3 separate regions of the Mus musculus genome follow, and all the other regions are linked to region 1. Evidence: chromatin loops called from intact Hi-C (ENCODE). Cell type or tissue: left cerebral cortex. All regions are shown on one strand.

The links. Hi-C counts contacts between places; a loop is a spot of excess contacts. Peaks named below come from ENCODE experiments on the same cell type or tissue, not always from the same donor. Only the 100,000 strongest peaks of a DNase experiment are listed, where the experiment ranks them.
Region 2: it touches region 1 in a loop (2.3-fold over the local background); 6 of 42 quality-filtered maps call a loop at or near these places.
Region 3: a loop joins it to region 1, with 2.8 times the contacts of the local background. A loop is called at or near these places in 6 of 42 quality-filtered maps.

The regions. Positions count from the first base shown.
Region 1 is chr12:17,032,378-17,040,377 of GRCm38, forward strand. No RefSeq gene overlaps it. Among named protein-coding and RNA genes, the nearest start is that of 2410004P03Rik, 25 kb to the left of the region's middle. In left cerebral cortex, CTCF peaks have their summits at 867 (motif pointing right) and 3,003 (motif pointing left); DNase peaks (open chromatin) are centred at 894, 1,280, 1,850, 2,997 and 2 more places; H3K27ac peaks cover 1,635 bases.
Region 2 is chr12:17,080,954-17,088,953 of GRCm38, forward strand. No RefSeq gene overlaps it. Among named protein-coding and RNA genes, the nearest start is that of 2410004P03Rik, 73 kb to the left of the region's middle. In left cerebral cortex, no CTCF peak of the experiment used is centred here; DNase peaks (open chromatin) are centred at 4,118 and 4,895; H3K27ac peaks cover 1,633 bases.
Region 3 is chr12:17,093,560-17,101,559 of GRCm38, forward strand. No RefSeq gene overlaps it. Among named protein-coding and RNA genes, the nearest start is that of Kcnf1, 79 kb to the right of the region's middle. In left cerebral cortex, no CTCF peak of the experiment used is centred here; DNase peaks (open chromatin) are centred at 56, 340, 4,014, 4,493 and 1 more place; H3K27ac peaks cover 1,840 bases.

The DNA.
Region 1 (8,000 bases):
GCCGTCCATTTTGGCCAGTGTCCTGGCTGCTGTAGATGTCCTGATCTATGGGTGGCACTTGCATTGGTCCCTAGCTCGACAGACCTCATGGGTAGTGCTATTGGAAAAGGTGCCCATGTTAAGCTTTCCACTGCTCCTTGTTCCTGGCTCCACCTAGGGACACCTCCATGTCCTGTGGAGCACATCGGGTTCTAAGGACCAGTCACTGACCCAGTGTGTTTCCCAAGCACCATGGTCCTAATGGTGATGGAGAGCCAGGCTATGGAGATGGGGTGGGAAGGGCAGACGCCCTTTTCCAAGAGTCTCAAATAAGAATCAGGACAGGTTCTTGCCTCAGCTTTCAACTTTCTAAACTTCGTGGACCACAAAGGATGTGGTTGCCATTGCTCCCTGCATGTACTGCCTGCCTCTCTACCCTTCTTCCCATACCACCCATGTGACCGGAAGGCTCATGACCTTTCTTCTGCTATCGAGGGTACCCCTCCTAATCTTTCACTCTTTAAGGCTGTGTTTCCTCTGGCCCATTCTGCATCCCCAGGAGTCCCTTGAGGACATAGCCTGTTATCTGTTCATCTACCACTGGTGCCAGGGAGTTCACCCCAGAAGCACAGGCCTGAAAATGAAAGTCATCCTCTGGTCACTGGGTCACCAAGAGGCTGACTCTTTCTCTAGCGTCAAAGGGAAACACGCTTTGACTCTCTCCTAGAAAATTCTAGACACACCAACACGGCACCTACGGGAGCCTTGGGAAGCATATTGAGAAACGCTATTCTGGATATTTTTGTGATACTCCAAATAACTTCAGTTTTCTCTCTCATCTTAAAGTCTCTTCTAACAACAAAAAAAACTCTTGCGTTGAGGACTTCCTTCCCAGCAGGTGGCGCTATTGAGCAGTGATTGAATCCTGAGCACCAGCAATCTATTCCTGAGTTCATACATAGGCTACAGATCCTCTCTGTGCCTTGTGTGTGTGTGTGTGTGTGTGTGTGTGTGTGTGTGTGTATAATATATATATATATTGGGGCTCTGCACAAATGAAGCTATCGCCATTACCGACCAAGCATTAGTTGAGGGACGATAAGTGTCCACCGAGAAGAAATGAAGCCCATTTGTGAAGTCAGTAGCAAGCGGGCCTCTTTGTACTTTGAAGCAGCAGAAAAGGCCAAACAGACCCATTGTTGCTATTTGTGGCTTTAAGAAGACCCTATATCTGATTGGCTGAGTGAAGAACAGAGAGGGTGTGGTAGAAACCGGAAGCACACTGTCTGTGGGGCCCTCAGCAGAACCATGTGGACTGCATCTCTACATAACCACACAGCAGCCGCAGAGCAGACAGTGAGCATGATCACACGGCACTTGGCAGAAAGGCAGACAGACTGGCTCGCCTCAGACGCTCCAGCTGGACCTCAGACGGAAGGTGCAGAGATTCAAATCCTTGGTCTCTCCACCGGGGATGTGAGCACCCTGGGTCCTCTTACATTGTAAGCGATGGGCTGTTAGGAATGACAGCCCCGAAGTCAACCAAGGTGGTTTTCATTCTCTCATTTGTCTGCCCTGAACACTTCACTCATTGGCAAGTATGTACGGTCCAGCTGGGAGGACTGATAACCAGCTCACAAAAGAGGTACCTTGAGTCCCCTGGCCGCAGTGAAACGGCTCCTCTAGGGTCAACACCTGGCTAGGGGCTGGCTGCTCCCTTTCTGTGCTTTTGTGCAAGAACCTTCCCTGTAGGGTGTGGACTGGCCCGGTACATTCTGCGTGTCTCCCATGGTCCTGGCTATGCACATTAACTGTAACACGATGACATAATTATAGAAACAGAGGACACCCTTCATTTCCTCAGTCACCTGCAGACCCAGAATATGCTGGAGAAAACTTGGATGCACCAACTCCTCATTACAAGCTGAGGCTAGCAATGAACAAAATAAATATGCATTGGAGACTGAATGCTATAATTAGCGTTTCCATGTGGCTAAAGAAAACGAGAGACATTTTAATTCCGGGCCTCTGGTTGCATGTTAAGTTGCTGCGAAGGGAATGGTCCTTGGGGGTTAACCTGTGAGGGACAGGCATTGTCTTAAGATCCTTGGTGTAGGTGGGATTCAAATGGAGCGGCTATGCCATTAGATAGCCCAGGGCTGAGCTTACTTCCTAGAGCCCAGTGAATACTCCCAATTGTAAGAGAGGCTGGCGTCGTCCCCTGGCACCCATGGTCCGGGTGAATCTATTCATTTAATAAATAATTAGCATTCGCATATCTGTTGTTCCTGGTGATGTCAGAAAGTACCTTTTCGTACTGTCTTCCAAATTCACATCTAGACGTGTGATGCTTTGACCTGCTACCTCCTTTAACTCAGTGCTGGGGACAATCTCAAAGCATTGTCCTGCTCTGCCCTTGGGGTAGCTAGCCAGCCTGAGGATTTTGTGCTTTCTTGATAACATAACTGGAGAAACTGGCATGTCTGAAAGAGAACAGGCCACATGGTCCTGAGCTCTTCTGCCCAAGGGGTGATAGGACTCTGTGTATCTCTTCTGGGGGATACATGGGGATTTGAGGTGACAGATAGGCAATCTGGGGGAATCCCCAGCATGGAGCCCAGGAGAGTCAAAGAGGAGATACCCGGCTCTTCTGCCTTCCGTGTTCCCAGGCACCAGCTTGTTGTAACACCGCGTTCTCAGGCCTCAGTGACTACAAGAGTTGTAAAACAGGCTGTAGCCTCACTGAAGGCACAGTGGCCACAATTAGCAACTGGAGAGGTGCAGTGTTGATCTCACAGGCATGAGGTGACTTATCCCAACTCACCTAAGAAGATTGTTCACACTAAGAGCTTTTTAAAACCCCAGTTTAGAGAGAGCTGAAGAATTCTCTCTGCCATTCAAGACCATCTTTAACAGAAAGCACACCGGAAGGGTGGTCCTGAAACACCCGTGTGACAGGCAGAGATCTGGAGTACCCTGAGACTTCAACTACCAGCCCTGTGCTCTGTGGATGGACAGCACCCCCTGCAGGACAGAACCTCCAGATAGAGATGTGTTAGACATGCTTATGTCCTGAAAGCCTTTTATTTTGTGAGACCTGGGTGGGGCTGGGTATTCATCCTGGAATTTCCAGAAGTTTTTCTCCTTAACTCCCAGAGAAATTTTATTTTGAAACAGAGTCTCACATAGCCCAGGCTGGCCTTGAACTCTCCATGTAGATGAAGATGAACTTGAACTTACCTTCCTGCCTCTACCTCTACAGTCAAGGAAGACACACCCCCCCCCCTCCACACACACACCCCTTGTGGCTGTGGCTGTATCACAAATAGTGCTAGGACTTGCCAAAGCCACAGCAGCACCTGGAGGTGACCTGATGATGGATGCCATGCTAGGCTCAACGTGACAGACTGGGAAAGTCTAAAGTCCTGAATCCTGGAGCCAGGAACTGTTTCCAGCCTCACATCCTGATGTCCTGGTGACACAGGGACAAACTGTCCTCACCCCCCCCCACCCCCCACCCCCCACCCCCCACCCCCCGGGCTCCACTCATGCATCCTGTTCTCCTGCTGAGAGGGGTGCCACTCTGGGCTGCTGCTGCTCAGGCCTAGGGTCGTGCGTGCTTTGTGCAGACACTCTGGGGGACTCTTTCTCCCTCTGTGCCCTCTAGGGAGGCTTTTGGAACCACATCTTAGAGTACAAAGCTGGGAAGCTTGGCCACAGACTCTGGCATGGTCAATTGGTCCTCAGTGGGACGCCTGTGGATTGGCTTCATCCCTGACTTGACATCTAATCCAACCCACCCATGCATTCCGGAGGTGGCTGGCACTCCTTACTTGGGGGCCAGGTTGGCTATGACAAGGGTATAATATACCTGTCCTTGCTATCTCGATTTGTGACTGGCAAGGGGTATTTAAGCATCAGTCCTGAGGGGAAGGGTTACTTCTTGACAATGACCCATGTACTTTGGGGCCTATGTTTGCCTGCTTGGGATTCCTGAGTACCTCAGCCTGTGGGAAGCCTCTTTATTGGACCCCAGGGCGATGAATATTGAGTGGATGGATTCGGAAACACGGTGTCTGGTGCTCAGCAGGCAATTAACAACTGCTAATTGATTCAGATGGCTAACCCAGGAAGCAGCGAGTGGACTAAAAACTCCATGAAAACGAATTGACTCCATCAGGATTAATAATAATAATAACAATAATAATAACAATAATAATAAATAATATCACAGGGATGACTGGTTTCAGCATGGCCTTTCACTATCGGGCTCCTTTTAGGGGTGGTCTCTTCTAAGCACATCCCAAGCAGGATGCAGTCAACTGTGGCTTCCTTAGGGCTTGGTCAGGAAACCTCTCGTTATACAGTGTGTGACATTCCACATGCCTGACGGTTCCCCTGGGCGCTGCTGGGTGGAAGCTGTAAGCTCTATCCTCGGTCTCCGACTCCTGTGACATACTGTCACCTGCTGAATTGCTCCAGTTCGTCCTGTGACATACTGTCACCTGCTGAATTGCTCCAGTTCGCTGCATCTCTCTGCGTTTCATCCTTTCTCCCAGACTCAGTTTAGAGATGGTGTGGTCCTCGTTCGCCTGCGGCTTGAAGCACACGGTAATCACATTCTTCTTCCTCTGGGCTCCACTCCACTGTGGGAGATTCCAGGTCTAGCCACACAGGCTTCAAGGGAAAAAAGAGCCATAATATGTGAGCCACAGACCTGCCCATAAGAACTGTGGTTGGCGGGAGATTTATAAAGCCAGTGACCGGCACTGCTGTTTAACTTCAGAGCGGAAGGAACACTGTGCTGTTTAGCAGTCACTCCTCATTGTGTCGCTGAGGGTGACCCTGAACTTCAGATCCTCCTGCTTCCCCTTCTCAAGCCTTGGTATTACCCGCACGTGCTACCATACCTTTCTCAGACATACCTTTTTAATTTTGGAGGGTGAATTCTTAGACCCTGTGATGACGTCATGTCAGTGCTTTGAGAACGGCCGATCAAGCTCTGCTTCCCTGGTCTGAAGCTCTAAACTCGCCTGCATTCTACACTAGCAGGTTTCCCATGGCAACGATCCCACGTCTTGGCACCAATGTCCCGTGTTAGCTACCTTTCTCATGGCTGTGGTGTGTTTCTGGCAGAGACAGCTTGGGAAGGACTCCCAGTGTTTTGCAGCTGGAAAGGACACAGCCCCTCGTGGCAGGGAAGGGGCAGCACCAGGAGCCCACTTCCTCACATCTTGGCTGAGCAAATAGTGGTGAGAAATGGATACAGGTGGTGGTCCTCAAGCTTTCTATTAAAAATAATTCATTTACTTTTATGGCTATGAGTATTTTGCTTGCAAGTTTGTGTGCTACATGTGTGCCAGGTAACCCAGGAAGCCAGGAAAGAATATAGGATTCTCTGGGACTACAGAATAGACAGTTCTGAGCTGCCATGTGGTTGCTGAGAACTGAACTTAGGTCCTTTTAACCAGTGCTCTTAACCACTGAGCCCCATCCACCCTTTTAACCTTCTATCCAATCCGGCCCTCAGCCTGTAGGATGGTGCTACTCACGTTTAGCGCAGGTCACCCTTCTATCGTTAAGCCTCTCTAGAAGCACTCTAGCAGCCACAGCCAGAGGTGTATCTCCAGGTGTGTGTACCTGTATGCTCACACTAATGTAGACATATGTGGGTATTGTGCAAGCATGCATGCACACATGTGCATGTGCACACACACACACACACACACACACACACACACACACACACCACAAGACTGGCAAAAAGCAGACTTTCTACTGAACTTGATGGAATTTACAGAATTCTTCATTTTGTTTTAGTTTGACCAGACGGTAACGTATTTTTCTTTGGGGAGAGGTAGGAAGGGAGTCATGGTTAAATCTTGCTTTCTGGTGATTTCTGGTGTAAGGATGGGAACCTGTCTCCTGGGCTTAGTTGTCAGGTACGGTGTTGCGATATTTTCCTAAGCGAGAGGATCTGGCATAGGGTTGGTGATGGCACTCAAAAGCCTGTTATCACAAAATAATTCTATCTCGCTTCCCTAAAGTCAGCATCTCACTCTCTCCAGCTGTGCCCAGCTGTGCTGGAGATGCTGCGGCCACTGGGCAGCAGCCCCCCTCCCCCATCCCCGTGCAGCTCTAGAGAGAGTGTTTGAAAATTGGATTCATTTTTGTGCTAATGGTTGAAATGATGCCCTGGGAATGTTGAACATATTATAGTGATTGCTTATTCTCCCACAGATGTGGAAGTCCATTACTGAAAAAAAAACATACATGTTTTTAATTCCCTTCATTGCCTGTCTGAGGGCTTCTTCCTTGTCTGGACAGTTTGTTTAAAGAGAAATTGTGTTGGGGCGATAATGAGAGACAGGATGGACAAGGCTAGGGAATTCTAACAATCCAAAGAAGAGCTGGAGAGGTAACACAAGAGAAATAAAACAAACCTGGTGCCAGCATTAGTCTGACGGCTGTGTCTACAGATCCCATTTCAGGGGTACATCATGCAAGGGGAGGTACCATTTTTTAAGGTATGGAGCCTGACATAGTGACTCAAACTTGTAATTCCAGCCCTGGGTAGCTAAAGGCCAGGAGGATCACATGAATTCTAGGCTAGCCTGGATTACACAAGTTGGCTATATGCTAGCCTGAGGTACAAGTGTGAGAACCTCTCACAAAGTCAAGGCAATGTCAGTGAGATGGTTCAACAGGTAAAGACCCTTGTGCAAGACTGGTAACCTGAATGGAACCCCCAGGATCCACAAAGATGTGGGAGGAGAGAACTCACTCCGTAGAGTTGTCCTGTGACCTCTGACCCTGTGATGTGGTATACACACACCTGCACACACATATAACTAACTAACTAACTAACTAACTAACTAACTAACTAAATAAATAAATAAATAAATAAATAAATAAATGTAACTCAGAAAGCCTATAACTTCTTTAGAACAAAAGGAAAAAATAGAGATCTTTCAACACAACACTTCCCATCCTTTGAATACTTTATGTAAGCTGCATAGAGCAAGCAATAGCCTTAATTCACACTTAATATTCTATCCCCTCTTTGTAGTTGCTGAGAACTTTCTTCTGTACAAAGTTCTGGGTTCTGGGTAGGCTAGCTGCAGTCAAGGTTAAGATATTTTCGACTTCATTAAGAGAGATGAAGAGTATCTTCAGAAAAGGAGTTTAAATTTGCATTTAGACAATATCCTCAGGCTAGACATGACTCAGCAGAGCTGGGACTCCTTGGGGGAAATGCTTTGAGCTTAAACAAGCTCCAACTTCCATCTGAGAGTTTGAGTTTAGCAAAGATGACCCAAGAGTCCAAAGACATTATTCATTGTAAGTGTGGACACAAGCCAACAAGATACAGCAGTCTCTTGCCACACTTGTGACATCTTAACTGACAGCCACCGAAAATCTAGATTCACAGACCCATCAGCTCTTCTGAAAATGCACCTCTTGCTTCTTAACATAGAGCTGTTCTGTTATTTTTGGTGGACATCTCTATTGGCTTCAGCCTGGAGACACACACACGCACACACACACACATGCACACACACACACACACACACACACACACACACACACACACACACAGAGAGAGAGAGAAGAGAGAGAGAGAGAGAGAGAGAGAGAGAGAGGAGAGAGAGAGAGACAGGCAGACAGAGACAGAGACAGAGAGACAGACAGAGACAGAGACAGAAAGGAGAGAAGAAGGTATGCTTAGATGACCAAGCTATAAAGCCCAGGACAGTTTTACTTCCTAAAGTTTCTATAACCTCTCCAAACAGTGCCACCAACTGTGGATCAATTGTTCAAACATATAAGCCTGTGAGAAGCATCTATCACTCAAACCACAACATACAAGTATGTTTTCAGTCATAAAAACTGGCTTTCCATTGCATCTCTTGGGGTTGGTATGTTTGGGTTCTTGTTAGCAGTAACTACAAGGGTCTTAGGTCTACCAAGTGGGAGTCAGACTCTGGCACCTGGCTCTGAGATTGGTGGTACCAAGATGC
Region 2 (8,000 bases), 49 kb after region 1:
AAGGCCTGTGACCCACAGAAGAGGGTCAGTAGCTTCTGCCTCTCTATGGATTCTGAGACCAAGAGTCAGGACTGGTTTTTGTCTCCCTCAGGATTCCTCGGTAGGCTAGAACAGCTTCCTGGTAGGCTGCCTTGTCGCTGTGGTTCTGAGTCACTTCTGGATGCTAGGTCTCGAGTCTGGGTCTTCCGCCCTTCCAACAATGCTGTAAGCCCACATAGTATATTTCCCTCTCATAAGTTGGGACACTGGCTCTTCATCTTTGGAATAGAATTGTGATAGAGACATGATCATGGCTTAGAGTCTCGTGACCCTGAGGTGAGACAGCACTGTACGGGGATGGAGTTAGAAGAGAGACAATCTGTTGACTAGTGTGCAAAATTGTCCTCTGAGAACATTTAACTGCACCCCAATCTCTCATGCAGCTTCATTTCTGGACATGACTTCTTCCATGCTTCGCTTTACCAATCTAGGCCATGGATATGACAGTCAGTAGCATTCTACTGATTAGATGTATTATGAATGGAAACAAAAAGGGGGGGGGGTTAAAGGAATTTTATATAATGGATCACTCAGGAATCTCCCAACAGAAATCAGGAGTGAAGAACCAGGGATGATGGCTCAGAGGTAAAGTGATTGTGTAGAAGCAAGAGGCCAGGGTTTGATCCCCAACCCACATAAAACCAGGGTGTGATGGGTGCTCCCTTATAATCCTGGGGCTGGGGCTAAGGTGTGCTGAGACAGGCATATCCAGGGCTTCTCTGGTCAGCCAATAGAGCCTACGTAAAGAATTCCAGGCCAATGGGAGACCCTGTCTCAAAAAGAAAGTGGGTGAGGCCTACGACACATTGGAGGTTGACCTCTGGCCTCTATATGCACATATATACATGTGCATCCCCCAAAACACGAATGTGTATATACACCACACAGACACACACACACACAGGAAAGCAGGAATTAGAGGAGGCAACAGAAACTACTTCAGAGGGTCGGTCACCTGAGAGCACAAAACTGGTCCCCAGCATTGCATTTGACCACAGGATAAAACCCAGAACATCAAAACATAGCTTCCAGTCTTGAGAGGGTTCAGAAGTCAACATGAAATTACCGGCTGCTATGACAGAGTAGTGTGTCTTTAAAACCTGATTCCCTCCTTGTAAGTTCCCTGATGCCTTTCAGAAGATGGATGGAGACCTCCCAGGTGACAGCAAACATGAAAGGTGGGATGGTAGACCCCCCCAGCAGTGCCCCCCACTTGTTTAGGGGAAGCTGCTAATAACATGCAATTATGTGTTCTTCCCCATGGAGCAAATTGCAATGCTTTGCAGGAAAAGATACTTACATAATGATCATACAAACTCGATCGGCTTTCATTTTAAAAATTAATCTTCAGGCAATTAAGTTGTTAATTTGGGATTTAATTAACGTGAGTTCTAGATACAAAACAAAGTTGGGTGTTCTAAGACCTGACAAATGCAAAGTAATAAGGGGACAGGGGGTGCACAGGGGTGCGAGAAAGAGTTCACTTATCACCTATAATGAAAAACAGTTATTTTGTGTAGCCTATGAAGGCAAGAGTCAGAGACCTTTGAATTTTCAAAGATACAACATTAAGCAAGCACAAATGATTTGTAACTACAAAGTTCTAGAAAAGGAGGGAAGGAGATGGCAGGAGTTGGGTGTTGTGTTTTCTGGTGTCTGGGACTCAATAGCAGAGGAACAATGATAGATACACGGAGATTTTGGGGACCAAAGCTGGAGGACTGGAGAGGGAAGAAAGGTGGAGGGGGGTCATGGAATTCCAAAAATATCACTCTTGGTCTGGGTAGATTGTGGGTATGGTGTTTGCCCTGCAAGCACAAAGATCTGAGCTTGGATTCCCATAGCCTCGCCCCCTCCGAAAAGCCCAGAGTGATGCCAACCTGTAGTCCCAGCATTTGGTAGAGACTAGCAGATCCAGTCTAGGGGAATTGGTAAGCTCCAGGTTAAGTTAGAGACTCTGCAAAATAAAGGAAGCTAGAGAGCAATTGGAGACAGCTGACATCAACCATGGCTTGTGCACATGTGTGTGCACACACACATGCCATATCCCCCTTGATTACCTGCGCTTTGTAAATCTGTCCTTCCTTTGTCCATCCCACCCCACTTCCCTCCTTCTTCCCCTCACATATCCAACCTTTCATGGATGTTGGAAGAAAATTTTAAAAAAGCAGCTGGTCCTATTCAAACCCAGGCCTCTTGAAGCTGAAGATGTGTGAACAGAGTGTGGCTGAGGGGATACAACTACACCAGGTGTTTAAGCCAAGGGCCCTTCAGATGGTTCTGTGATCCCAAAGCAGGTATTAAAATGTTCCCTCTGGTCCTGTTGACAGCTCATATGAAAATCCTGGGTCCAGAAATGTCTTCTACCTCTGTGGCTCTGTGCCCCATTTGCTGCATACGTTTTACCTCTTTAAGGACAGCACCCCAGTTTGGGGCTGCTGCCCAGCCACTTGCATGTAAGCATGTTTGCATCCTTGTGCTCTTTTCTGGAGTCATCTTCTCCATAGTCATCCCATAGAACAGTGGAGATGTGAAATACGGCATACATGCAGCTACATACTGACAAAGCTCAGGGGAGGGTCCTCTGTGGTTCAGCAAGTTGTAAGCTTTGTTTAAGATAGATAGGCTGTCAGGCATAGTGGCACGCATCTTTAGTCCCAGCACTTGGGAGGCAGAGGCAGAGGCAGAGGCAGAGGCAGAGGCAGAGGCAGAGGCAGAGGCAGAGGCAGAGGCAGAGGCAGAGGCAGAGGCAGAGGCAGAGGCAGAGGCAGAGGCAGAGAGGCAGAGGCAGAGAGGCAGAGGCAGAGAGGCAGAGGCAGAGAGGCAGAGGCAGAGAGGCAGAGGCAGAGAGGCAGAGAGGCAGAGAGGCAGAGAGGCAGAGAGGCAGAGAGGCAGAGGCAGAGGCAGAGGCAGAGGCAGAGGCAGAGGCAGAGGCAGAGGCAGAGGCAGAGAGGCAGAGGCAGAGAGGCAGAGGCAGAGAGGCAGAGGCAGAGAGGCAGAGGCAGAGAGGCAGAGGCAGAGAGGCAGAGGCAGAGAGGCAGAGGCAGAGAGGCAGAGGCAGAGAGGCAGAGGCAGAGAGGCAGAGAGGCAGAGAGGCAGAGAGGCAGAGGCAGAGGCAGAGGCAGAGGCAGAGGCAGAGGCAGAGGCAGAGGCAGAGGCAGAGGCAGAGGCAGAGGCAGAGAGGCAGAGAGGCAGAGAGGCAGAGAGGCAGAGAGGCAGAGGCAGAGAGGCAGAGGCAGAGGCAGAGGCAGGCTGATCTCTGAGTTCAAGGCCAGCCTGGTTTACACAGAGAGTTTCAGGACAGCTAGGACTACATAGAGAAACCCTGTCTCAAAACCATGCTGCTCCCCCTCAAACTCCCCTTCCCCCAAAGATAGATCAGCCTTGGACATTGATATAACCTTTCCATGGGTCTTTTTTTAAGTGACCCCAGGACATCTGTGAGGCTTTTGTGCCATGGATCCCTGAGATGGGCTATAGGATGAAGGAGAGGGGCCAGGCCCACAGAGGACACCTTACAGGGACCAGGAGCTGGGATAAAGGGAGCCCCAGTGCCCAACTCCTGTTCCAGGGACAACACCCCAGGACTATGAAGCTTGGCAGGGTCCGTGGAAGCAGAAGGTCAGGCTGCAAATGTTCTAGTGACCCAGCAGGAGATCACAAGGTAGACAGGGGTGCTGTGGTAGAAACAGGAAGTATCAACTCCCTCCCCAACTCCCTCCTGATCTCTGAACAATGCAGAGCACCACCAGAGTACCACCTCTCCTCTCCAGGACCCCTCTGGCGGCTCCATGAGTGGCATGTGACAAGCTGTCTTGAATGGTCAGATGTTTTTGTGTGCCTGTGACGGTCCTGGCAGATGGTGACAGGTGTCTTGTGGACAAGGCTGGAGTTCCAGGCCGCTCTGTTGGGGGGGGGGTTGCTCTTTTTCTTGGCTCATTTCCTGCTCTATCAACTGAAGGTTTCAGAAGTTAAATTCAAAGTTGCTGGTGATTTTGAGTCACTTTTTTTTTTTTCAATAGCGCCTCTTGAGTGAAGATTAGGCGGCTGTGTGGGCGGCTGTTAAGGGTGCCTCATTTCCACATTGAGAGCCTACCCACACAGCAGATTTTAGTGGTACTTGAAACGGGACCTGATTTTGCCTCTCAGCTGTTACATTAAAATAAAATGCCCTTCGTCTGATTATGAAGACAGCCAATTTAAATGTATAGATACCATTTCCCAGAGGGGAGGGATGTCTTTATTGATTCTGAGACCTCGTGTTGCTTCGTGTGACATATCAGGTGCTTGGCACATTCACTTTCTAAGAGAGAATGGCCCAGGACAGAGGAGGGGACGGTTGTTTGAGTCATGGCTCTGTGGCTGTCTTGCTGTGCAGCTCTAATGAGTCACCTCCCTGAGTCTTAGCCTCCGTCCACGTTGGGACAGTCAACCCTGCTTGTGCAATTGATCACAGCATCCTGAAGATGGAGGCTGAGGGATGGGAGGCTCTTAGCACACTGGCTGTCCTGTGGCAGTCTCTGCCCTTGCTGTAGTTTGGGCAGTCATGACCTTAATGTTTGTCCTGCCCTTCCTTCTTGTTCTTTTCTTTCCTCTTTGGACAATTCTCCTGCTGTCACCCCCCCTCTTTCTGCCTGTTACAGCAAATAACTTAAGTGTCTTCTCTCTCTTGCCCAAACTGCAGAGCACACAGGCCTGAGCAGGCTGCCCAGGGCTCAGCACAGTATGAGCTTGGTGTGTGGATTGGTGCTTTGTTGATTTGATTCAAGCTAGAGTCACCTGGGAAGAGGAAGTGTCAGTTAAGGAATTGCCTCTACCAGATTGGTCTGTAGGCAACTCTGGGGGGCATTTCCTTGATAACTGATTGCTGTGGGAGGGCCCAGCCCACTGTGGGTGTGGTTGCCCCTGGGCAAGTGATGCTGGATGGTCTAAGAAAGCAGGCTGAACAAGCCATGGAGAGCAAGCCAGTAAGCAACACCCCTCCATGGCCTCTGCTTCAGTTCCACATCCAGGGTCCTATCTTGGCTTCCTCCCTCAATGGACTGTGACCTGGGATATGTAAGCCAACATATGTAAACACACATACACCTGCCAAATGCCTTTGAGTCAGGGTGTTTTAACACAGTAATAGAAGCCTAGCAAGAACAGGAAAGCTCTGTGGCGTTCACAGCGCTTTTCACCTGTCTGCGTTATTTCTCTTCTTCCGTGCTGAAGCTCTGTATTCTACTCAAGGCGGGAGAAGTCCTGAGACTCTTGGGCTCCCCGTGTTACCAAGGTCCAAACCCTCTCTAGCTTCACTTGCTGCAATTTCGCTGAAGGGGCCATATAGCTGGGTAATACATCATTAGTCTCCCAGAAGCTTTGCTGTGGGAATGCTTCCACTGGGTACATTTCGACTACAGTTGTCAAAGTTCCTTTCTGGGACTGTAAGGCCGCTTGACCTAGATGCCCCATGGGTGACTGGATGAACAGGTTTGGCATTGCCTTCATTTTGTGTCAGTCTGTTGAATGAGGTAAGCCGCAGGTCAGCGGCTGCTGGGCCTGCGTGCAGAATGCTGATTGTCTGCTGAAGCGGACAAGTGTGCATGTGTGAAATCCATGTACGACACAGCCTGTATATGTGTTTGTGCATGGAGTGGGGGGGGTCATATGACAACTGAGGGAGTTGGCTGTCTTCTTTCCCTATGTGGGACCCAGGATGGAACTCAGGCTGCCAGGCTTAGTGTGGCTGGACTGGCAAGTGACTTTACTTGACAAACCATCTAAAAGCCTTAATCTTAACCCTACCCTATCCATAAAGCAGCTTACACATTTAACACTCTCCAGTCCGTCATAGGCCCATACTGAACCACACGTGACGATGTTTGCCCAGGATGATGGCTCCAGCCACAGAGGAACTCAGAAGTTTCTGTGACAGGTTGGTCACGGGCCTGGGAAAGAAGGAAACCATCTTCTGACAATGAATTACCAACTTTGACCCTACCCCAGAGAATCAACAAAAACCGTGTCTGTCTACTTGTTTGGAGAGCAGCCTGGCTTCAGTTAGCCAGGGCTGTGTCTCCTCTGATTGAGAGCTGAAACCTCACTGAAGGTTTGATTATAGGTTTGCGATGTTTTCTCTTATTATTTCCATGTCAAGAAGTTGTTCCCTGGAGTCTTAGGAAGGGTTACCTTGCTGTGATGAAACACCATGACCAAAGCAGCCTGGGAAAGAAAGGGTTTATTTGGCTTAAGTTTCCACACCACAGTTCATTATCAAAGGAAGTCAGGACAGGAACTCAAACAGGGCAGAAACCTGGAGGCAGGAGCTGATGCAGAGACCACAGAGGATGCTGCTTACCGGCTTGCTCTTCATGGCTTGTTCAGCCTGCTTTCTTATAGAACCAGGACCACCAGCCCAGGGGTGGCCCCACCCACAATGGGCTGGGCCCTCCCTTGTCAATCACTAATTAAGAAAATGTTCTACAGGCGTCTACAGCCCTATATATGGAACCATTTTCTTAACTGAGGTTCCCTCCTCTCAGCCGACTTTAGCTCATGTCCTGCATACCTAGAATTCCTGGCCTCCTGTCCTCAGACAACTCTGATTGTCTCCATCCACAGGAGGCTGAGAATGCCTTTGCTGCAGCAGCTAGTGATGATCCATCACTAGACCCCTCCTGGGCCCTCGGGACAGGAAGGTCTGTTGCATGAACACATGCCTGGACTCAAGCTGCCCATTTTGCTGGGAGTGCTGTTTGTCTGCAGGTCTTTGTAGATTTAGCTAGCTGGGGCTGCATCCTCTCAGAGATTTTTAGAACTCTCCAAGAAGGCTCACTTTGCCATTGGGTTAGGGTAGGATCTACCAAACCACAAGCCCGTGTTCACGCACCTGACGCTGGCTCCCATCCCACGGTCTCCTGCTAGCTTGCTGGAGGCAGTTTTGATTTGGAGTCTTTTTCTCTCTAGATTCTGAGGTCAAATCACGGGCCTGGGGGTGGGGGAGGGGTCTGCCTCTCATAGAAGATGAGCCTACACCACACTCACAAAGGTAGGCTCCTGTGTTCTCTGCCAGTGTTGCAAGGAGAGGACCCTCTCGGAGATCCCCTGCTTTCCTCCCACTAGTCTTTGCCAGATCAGTAACTCTGCACCCCAAGAATGGGCCTGGCCTCCTTTCCAAAGTGGGAGGCAGAAGGCGGGGGTGTTAGGTTGTCTGAGGTTTCTGCATTACCAGTGACCTGGCCATCTGTGGGACAAAAATGGGGTCCCGTGTCCATCTGGGCCTAGGGCCTAGGGCGAGGCAGAGGCAGGGAGCTTGGATCCCAGGCTCCCGCCCCGTGGGCATTGGACTGTGAGAAGTTGCGGGATCCCGCTCCTGGGGGATCCCGCTCCTGGGGTGATGAAAGTGCAGTCTGGGGTACTCTCAGAATTGCAGGAGTCTGACTCTGACTCTCCACAGAGTAACGGATCAGGAGGCAATTGTGAGATGAACAGAGTAAGCCTTGCTGAGTGATAGAAGCAAGCAATATAAGGGACATTTAAGGGTGGCCCTCCCGCCAAGCCAGCCAACCTGAGGTGAAGGGAGTGAGGTGACATGATGGCCCCTCGGTGACACTACGCAGCTATTCTTAGCAGGTCTGCTATTGACTTCGCTGGTCCCAGCCTAATTCTCTGAGGTTGTTTCCCATAGGTGGGAGCAGAAGAGCTGACTGGGCTGAGGCTAGCACTGTCCTCGGGTAGCCTGTATAGCTGTCACAAGTCTGGAGTGCGGAGAAAGCGTGGGTCCATAGATGAGGCTTAGGCCCTGCAGGGCTGGCCAGCAAGCTGCTTTTCGTGCAGTGTCCTCCTGACTCCCAGTGTGATAATGAGCTTGGGCAGTGTTATTAGTAGAAGAAACAGTAAATGGGGCACAGTGACACACACTTGTAATCCCTGAGAGGTTGAGGCAGGAGGATCACTTCAGCATAAAAAGCTTTGAAGCT
Region 3 (8,000 bases), 61 kb after region 1:
ACTGAAGTGGCAGAGACAGGTTATGAGTCTGTCTGTGTAGCCTGGGCTACACAATGACTCGGAGTCCAGCTGAAGCCTTGCAGTAGGACTCTGTCTCTAGACAAAGAAGAACTAGTGAGACAGCTCAGTGGGTACTGGCACCTGCTGTCAAGTCTGCTGGCCTGACTTTGATTCCCAAGACCCATGTACTAGACAGAGAGAATCAACTCCAGCACACATAAATGAAAATGTAACGAACAAAACAAAAAGCAAAAAAGGTGTGGGGAGAGAAACAGTCCCACCATCAAAACAAAATAGCAACAAAAGCCTGTCTGTCCTTCTAGATCCTGGTTGTGGCGATGCTGAGCCTGCTCAGAAGCTCACAATAGCCCTTCATTCCAACAGCCTGCCTGGCTTTCTGCCTCTGCAGGGCTCTCAGGATCCAGTCATTAGGATTCTGTATTCGGCTATGTTTACTTCCCCCTGTCTGTTGTGTATACACAAATCACACTACACCTCTCTCTCTCTCTCTCTCTCTCTCTCTCTCTCTCTCTCTCTCTCTCTCTCTCTCTCTCTCTCTCTCCATCTTTGGGACATAGAGACATGCCTGGTAGCAATTTGGTTCCATAAAAACACGTTTACTTAATCCTATTGTTAGGCTTACAGGCTGCCCCAGTATTTCGCTACTGTAGATTGTGTGGCTGCCACTTTATCCTGCCCAAGATAATAGATGTGAAAAATTGCATCGCTGCCCAGACACTGTGACTTTAGGCAGGCCAATTGACCTCTCTGTGCCTCCTTAACATGTAGAGGCAATAATGGTGCCTTTCTCAGAGGAACTAGGTCCTTAGATCAGGGAGGCCTGACTCTGGTGTCTCAGGGTTCTTTGGTTCCCCATTTCATGCAGTATTCTCTCTCTCTCTCTCTCTCTCTCTCTCTCTCTCTCTCTCTCTTTCTTCTATTAATTGACAGGGTTTGGGATGTGCTTCAGCTTGACTATTTCAAGCTGAAGGAATTTGTGAAGTAGCAGATCTAAGAAGGCTATTTCTGAAACAGACCTCAGGCCCTAGCTAAGAGGTGATCTCCCCATAGAGGGATGGGGCTCCTTCTTTCTGTGATGCAGAGACAGGGAAGAGCAGGCCCTTAGCCTTGTCATCATTTTGGATTTCCCCACAGATCTCTTTGAATCATTGAGAGCAGCACAAACACCTAGATTTAAATGCTTACGTGGGTCTTCATTCCCTTCCTTAAGACACTCGTATCCATGAGGCACACAGCATGCATTTGTTGGCTTGTCTCTTGTCAAGGATGTTGAAGAATAGATCAATGTATCGCCTCTCTTATGAGGCTGTGGCTCTCCTTTGAGTCAGGAAATGACACTCTGCTGCATGACAGAGTGCACACACTCAGTGGCTCTGAGCCCCCAAACTTAACATCACTCAGACCCATGGACAGCAGCATCATGGGCTGAAATCCAGGCCCGTGCTTTCTGGGAGCCATCCTATTCTCACACAGATGCCTGTCTGTTGCTAAAGGACTGACAGCCTGCCTTTCTTGGTTTATTTTGGTTTGGTTTTTTGTTGTTTTGGGGTTTTTGATAAGGTCTCTTTATGTAGCCCTGGCTAGTCTGGTGTCGAACTCAGAGATCTGCCTGCCTCTGCCTCCTGAGTGTTAGGATTAAGGGTATATATCACCATGCCTGTCTCCCTGCCTTTTTTTCTTAAAGACAAGTTCTCATGTAGCCCAGGATAGCCTCAAATTCTGTAGATAACAAAGGATAATCTTAAATGTCGGATTCTCCTTCTTCTCCCTCCTGGGTGTTAAGATGACAGACGTGAACTATTCTGCCTGGTTTTATGCAGCCCTGAGGATGAACCAGAGCTTTCTGCACACTGAATGAGGCAATACTCTCCAAACCGAGCTCTGATCGCAGCCTCCTTTAAAGACACTGGTCTCCATGGAACCCTGGTCAACATCCTGTTTTAAAGTCCGATGATTAGACTGCAATCTTGTCTCCTTTGCCACACATCCCAGCACATGCAGGCTAGGGACTAAGGGTGGGTATATTTTTGAGGGGCTCAGTATTCTGCACTAGGCGCTATTGGGGCTGGGAACCCACACATTATCCAGTACCTCATGTTCCTATGCTCCTAGCAGCCAGGCGTTTGCATTGCTTCCACTCTGCAGCCCCAATAGCAGCAGCTGTCTTAGGTACTGTTCTATTGCTGTGATGAGACACCATGACCAAAGCAACTAAGAGGAAGCATTTTCTTGGGGGCTTGCTTACAGTTTCAGAGGGTGAGTCCATTAACATTAAGGCAAAGAATACAGCAGCAGGCAGGCAGGTAAGGTGCTATAGCAGGAGCTGAGAACTCACATCCTTCTGTAAGTTGCAATCAGAGAGAGAGACAGAGAGACAGAGAGAAACATGGGCTTTGGAAACCTCAATGCCCCCCCCCCCAGTGACACACTTCCTCCAGTATGGCCACACCTCTTAATCCTTCCCAAACAGTTCTAGTGTGGGGACCAAACATTCAAATATATGAACCTATAGAGGCCATTCTCATTCAGACTACCACATCAGCTGAGACTCCAGCAGAACTTGGCTTGCCTGGGCTATGGCCCTAGCCATGTACTGGTAGTTCCCTTATCTCTGTGTAGCTCTCAGCCCCTGTCAGCTTTGCAGCTTTGATATGATGACAGCTTCCCAACCCCGCTCACTGCAGTTCTTCCCTTCCACCGTGATCTCTCAGCTTCCTGCAGGTGTATTGTGCACATGTTCCGTGTCCCTTCAGCCCATCCCAGGAGTGGTGGTGAGAGTGCTGGGTACAGTCCTGGAATACCACCAGAGCACTCAGTGCCACCTCTGGACCTCTCCATTTAATCCCTTCTCTCTTCTTCTTCTTATTTTTTGTTTTTGTTTTTGTTTTGTTTGTTTGTTTGTTTTTCGAGACAGGGTTTCTCTGTATAGCCCTGGCTGTCCTGGAACTCACTCTGTAGACCAGGCTGGTCTCGAATTCAGATATCTACCTGCCTCTGGCTCCCAAGTTCTGGGATTAAAGACAAGCACCACCACTGCTTGGCCTCTCTTCTTATTTTTAAGACACTCAGACATGGCCCAGGTCACCAGCTGGTAGGGGACTGAGCTGAGACTAGATCCTGCAGGTGCCTGATGGCTAGAACTTTACCACCTGCCCAGAGACTAACCAGGACTCAGCTTGGGGCCCTGGATAGTCTGCTGGGGGAAGGGTTTCCTGTCCTGAACTCAGCCCCTTTGGGTGGTCTCTTGCTTCAGAATATTGGTCCTCTCCAGGACACCTCCGCTGCAGCCTACTGAGACATTTGTCTTTCAAGGGAACCATCAGTCAGCTGTGCACCACTCCTTTTCCTTGCCTTGGAGAGTTTCTAATTTATCTGAATAAACTCACCACATGCTGCAGATATCTTGCTGCTGTCATGGCCTGTTCTGCTTGAATGGAGAAGGGCAATCTCAGGTCAAACTGACCCAGGAAGCACTTTGCAAATAGGCATAAGGCATCTAGGCCTGTTAAAATCCAGGGGAAGCCAAGGTCCCTGAAGGCTGTCTGGGGATGGCCAAAGTAGCATGTATGTCTGTATGTACCTGCTGCTTAACGAATGCTTTCGTGTCTAATGCATCACAGTTGTATGGAATTTAACAGCTTAGGGCTGCTCAGTTGTGCTGATTTAAAAGCCACTGAAGTAAGTACAGGAGGGGCCTCATGGTGGGGAAGGCACTTATCACTCAAGTGAGAGGAGCAGACCTCAGCTGTGGAGCACCCATGGGAATGCCCGGTCAGCATGGAGCCAGCCTCACATTTCTGCACTTGTGAAGCAGAGGCAGGGGACCCCAGAACAAGCTGGTTAGCTCTGGTAGGGAACCCATGACCCCCTCATGTAAACGAGAGACCCCCCCACCTCAAAGTATAAGATAGAGAGCAGTCGAGAAAGACACGTGACACCCACCTCAGACCTCCACATGCCTGTGACCACGCACGTGCAAACACAGGAACACACACAAGCACCATATCTCCAAAAATAAAAATAAAAAAGATCCAATGGAACAGTCAAATGTTGGTTTCCTCTGAAATGTCTTCTGTTGATTACATTTTGAAGAAGCTAGCCTCTCTTTGAAGTTGGAAGAAATATTCAAATCTATTTTTAACAAGCTCCCCTCTCACATAGTTATTTAACTCCTTCGAGCATCTGGAATCTATTTGGGGGGTGCCTGGTATTAGATGTGAGACTAAGGCAGTTCTCACCTCAGACACACAGTGCCCCCCTCCCAGTGTTTGGTGCTGCTTATTTTAGTGCATATTAGGTTTTAATACGCAATGGAATCTATTATGGGCTGCGAGGGAGCGATCCACGTAGCCATGTAAGGACATCATGCGGGTCCCAGCACGTCATTCTGTAGCCACGGATGTGAGTGACAGCTTGTTTGGGTAACTAATTCTCAAGCGCCTCCTCTTCTGCGGAGCTAGGTCCTGTACGTGCGTTTCCTTTGTCATCAGGAAGTCAGGTTATTAGAGGAATCAAAGACAGCTATGATTCACACCCTTCATTGTAACCCGCCTCCTCCCGCTCCGTGCTCCATGAATCCTCTGTTCCTTGTGGCAGAGAGTTAATGTGATGCTGTCTCGGTGAACAGCCTTTGCTTATAAATTTTACCCCAGCATCTGTGAACCTATCTTTGTGTCAAGCCTGGGTCCCATCTGGCTTTCCAATGCCAGTCTCTATGGCATCCTGACTTCTTCCTTTGTGTTGATTATTCTTGTTTTGTTTTTAATTTTTAATTAAATGTAAAAATTTTATTTAGACTGAATTCATCTTTAAAAATTTAAAATACAGAAGAGAGTGAGTTTACTTGGTCTATCGTGATTTGCAGGATGGCTTCTATTTTTACTTCATGTTTATGAGTGTTTTGCTCACATGTATGCATACGCTTCATGTTCCTTCCTGGTGCCCACAGAAGTCAGAAGAGGGCAACAGATCCCCTGGAACTGGAGTTACAGACAGTTGTGAGCAGCCATGTGTGTGTGCTGTGAGCTAAAGTTAAGATCTCTGGAGCGGCAGCCAGTGTTCTTGATTGCTGAGCCATCTCTCCAGTGCCTGAGGCTTTCTTTTTAATTTTCTCCCTCCCTCTTCCTTACTTTTTTTTTTTCCTGGTCTTGGGGATTAAACATGAATGCTAGGAGATACTCTATCCATAAGCTACATCCCTAGGCCTCTCTTCCATTCCTGGCATTTAAATAGTCTAGACTGGCTTTCAACTTACTCTGTAACTCAGGCAAGGTTTGAATTTACAATTCTCCTGCTTTAGCTATTCAAAGAGCTGACATGATGGACCTGCACTAGTAAGCCCAGCTATGGCTTTCTTTAACACACACACACACACACACACACACACACACACACACACACACACACACTTGCTGTAATCCTATCTTTTCTTTAAGAAGTGATATCAGCCACTCCACACTTCTGCCCTGTGTCTGTTAGCCATGTGATATGATATTGATCTTAGGTGGGTGTTCCAGGGACTGTCTGCCTCCCTGCTGTGTGGAGCACACAGGCTTTTGGTTCCGATGCTACATGTGTGTGTGCCTCAGACCTTATATAAAGCCAGGCATGGGTTGACAGATTCCACTTACATTTTATTATCAAACACATCTCTGTTTCCTGGGATTGCAGGAACGAAGTATCACAGAATCAGTGGATAACAACAATGCAAATGTGTTGTCTCACATGCTGGAAACCAGAGATACAAGTCAAAGTGTTATCAGGATCATGTGCCCCTTGAAGGCTCTAGAAGAATTTTTCCTGGCCTCTTCTAACCTCTGCTGGCATTCCTTGGCTTGTGAGCTCCTCATTGGCCTTGCTTTTCTTCACCTGGCACATTAGTTACTTTTCTTACTGTTATCATTAAATACCAGACTGAAGCATCTTAAGGGAGGAAGACTTTATTCAGGTTTTGGTTTAAGGGGATACACTTCATCATGGCAGAGAAAATGAGGTGTTGGTCCCTCTGCATCACAGTCAAGAAGCAGAGACATGAAGGCTGCTGCTCAACTTTCTCCTTCTCATGCAGTTCAGAATCTCAGCCTAGGGGATGGTACTGTCCATGCTTCGGATGGATCCTCCCACCTCAACTGACCCAATCCAGAAGCCGCCTCACATGCATTTCCAAAGGCTCTTCTCTTGGTGATTCTTGAGCCATCACACATGGCTCCTCTAAAGTATTTGGCTCCAGTGTCCTCTTCTAAGAACATCAGTCATATTGGGTAAGGGCTCACCTACTCCCATGCCACTTCCCATTAACTGATAATATTTAAAGTGACTGACCCTATTTCTATTATTTCATAGTATTGGGAATTAAGACATTCATGTGTTTTGGAGAAAGTGGTTCAGACATGGTTACCATGTCACATAGTTATTCCTAGCTGCAAAGGAGTCTAGAAGATGGGAGATGAAATCCACATCTACTCACAATTGGATACTGTCATAAAATAGAATATGCTGGCAGCCAACTACTTTCCATGGTGGTCTAACCAAGCTATAGCTACTCGCCCCAGCTGGGGTGCTCAGTCCTAAGTTATCTGTTCACCCCAAACTGAAATTTCTCTGATGCTAGATTGGGCTCAGAAAAATCTCCATGTGAGTCAACCTGTAGTGGTATTCCCTCAAATAGCCTCCCTGACCCCCACTGCAAGACTACTTTGTTTTCATGTCCCTCTTCCCCTGCCCCATGTGTGGAGATCAAAGGACAACTTCTGAGAGCCAGTTTTTGTCTTTCACTGTAGTTTTTGGGGATTGAACTCAGGTTGTCAGACTTGAGTTATCTGAATGGTCCTATGGCAAGTTCTTTTCAGATCTATTTTATTCATGATGATTTGTGTGTCTGTGTGTGTGCGCACACACATGTACAAATGCCTGTGGTGATCAGAGGTGTTGGATTCAGCTTGGATCTAGAGTTGCAGGAAAGTTGTCAGGCATCTGACATAGATACTGGGGACTGTGCTTGGGTCCTCTGTGAGAATAGTTTGTACTCTTAAGTCACTGAACCATTCCTCCAGCCCAAGTTCTTAAAGTTCCAGACTGTGAGGGTTCATGAGGTGCAGCCCTTTCTTCCATAATCCCTTCCTTGACTCCATGTCCTTCCATAGGTCTCCCTGCTGTTCATGAACCCACCAAGGCACCCCAGCACAGGCCCTTCCCCTCTCCCTTCAGTTGCATTCACAGAGGAAGGATGGTGTTGATGATGCCACCACCCCCTTGTGATGCCACAAGTCACTGGGATGCTCTGGCGCTTCCCAAGCTCATGTACTCATGAAATTAATGAGCAAATTAACCAGGAACTGACTATTCCATAAATAAATCACAGCCCCAGCCTCTCTTCTTTCTTTTGGTGTCAGCCTTTGAAGTCCCACAACTTCTCCTGATGGGGATGAAATGAGATATTTGCCATTTTAACTTTTAAATCAAGCTACAAAAGAAAAAACAAGAGTTATCAACAAGATCAAAGGAAACAGGGAACTCACAAAAAAGGGGGGGGGGGAAGATGTCATTTGCCATGGTGTCTGCAGATTGGGAAGACAGAGGGGATAGATATCTCATGACAGTGGCTCTTACAGTGCTGTGAACAAAACATTTGGCAGAAACAAGGAAGGAGAAATTAATATTGTCTCATAGTTTCTGTAGGATTCAATCCATTATGTCAGGAAAGGTAAGGGCAGGGAACTGAATTCACAGGAGCAGGAGTGTGTGGTGGAGGTTGTCCACTATGAGGCAGACTCATCAGGGGTGGGCTACAGCTTTCAACAGCCCACCTTTAAGGGTCTACTTCCTCTGCCAGCCAGACCTTATCTGCTGAAAATTCTACAGCCTTCCTAAATAATACTACTGTCTAGGGACTTAACATTCCAAACATAAGCCCCTGAGACAATTCAAATCACACTGTGTGGTGTCTCAGGATAGCAGAGAGCTGGCTCCTGGTTATAGAT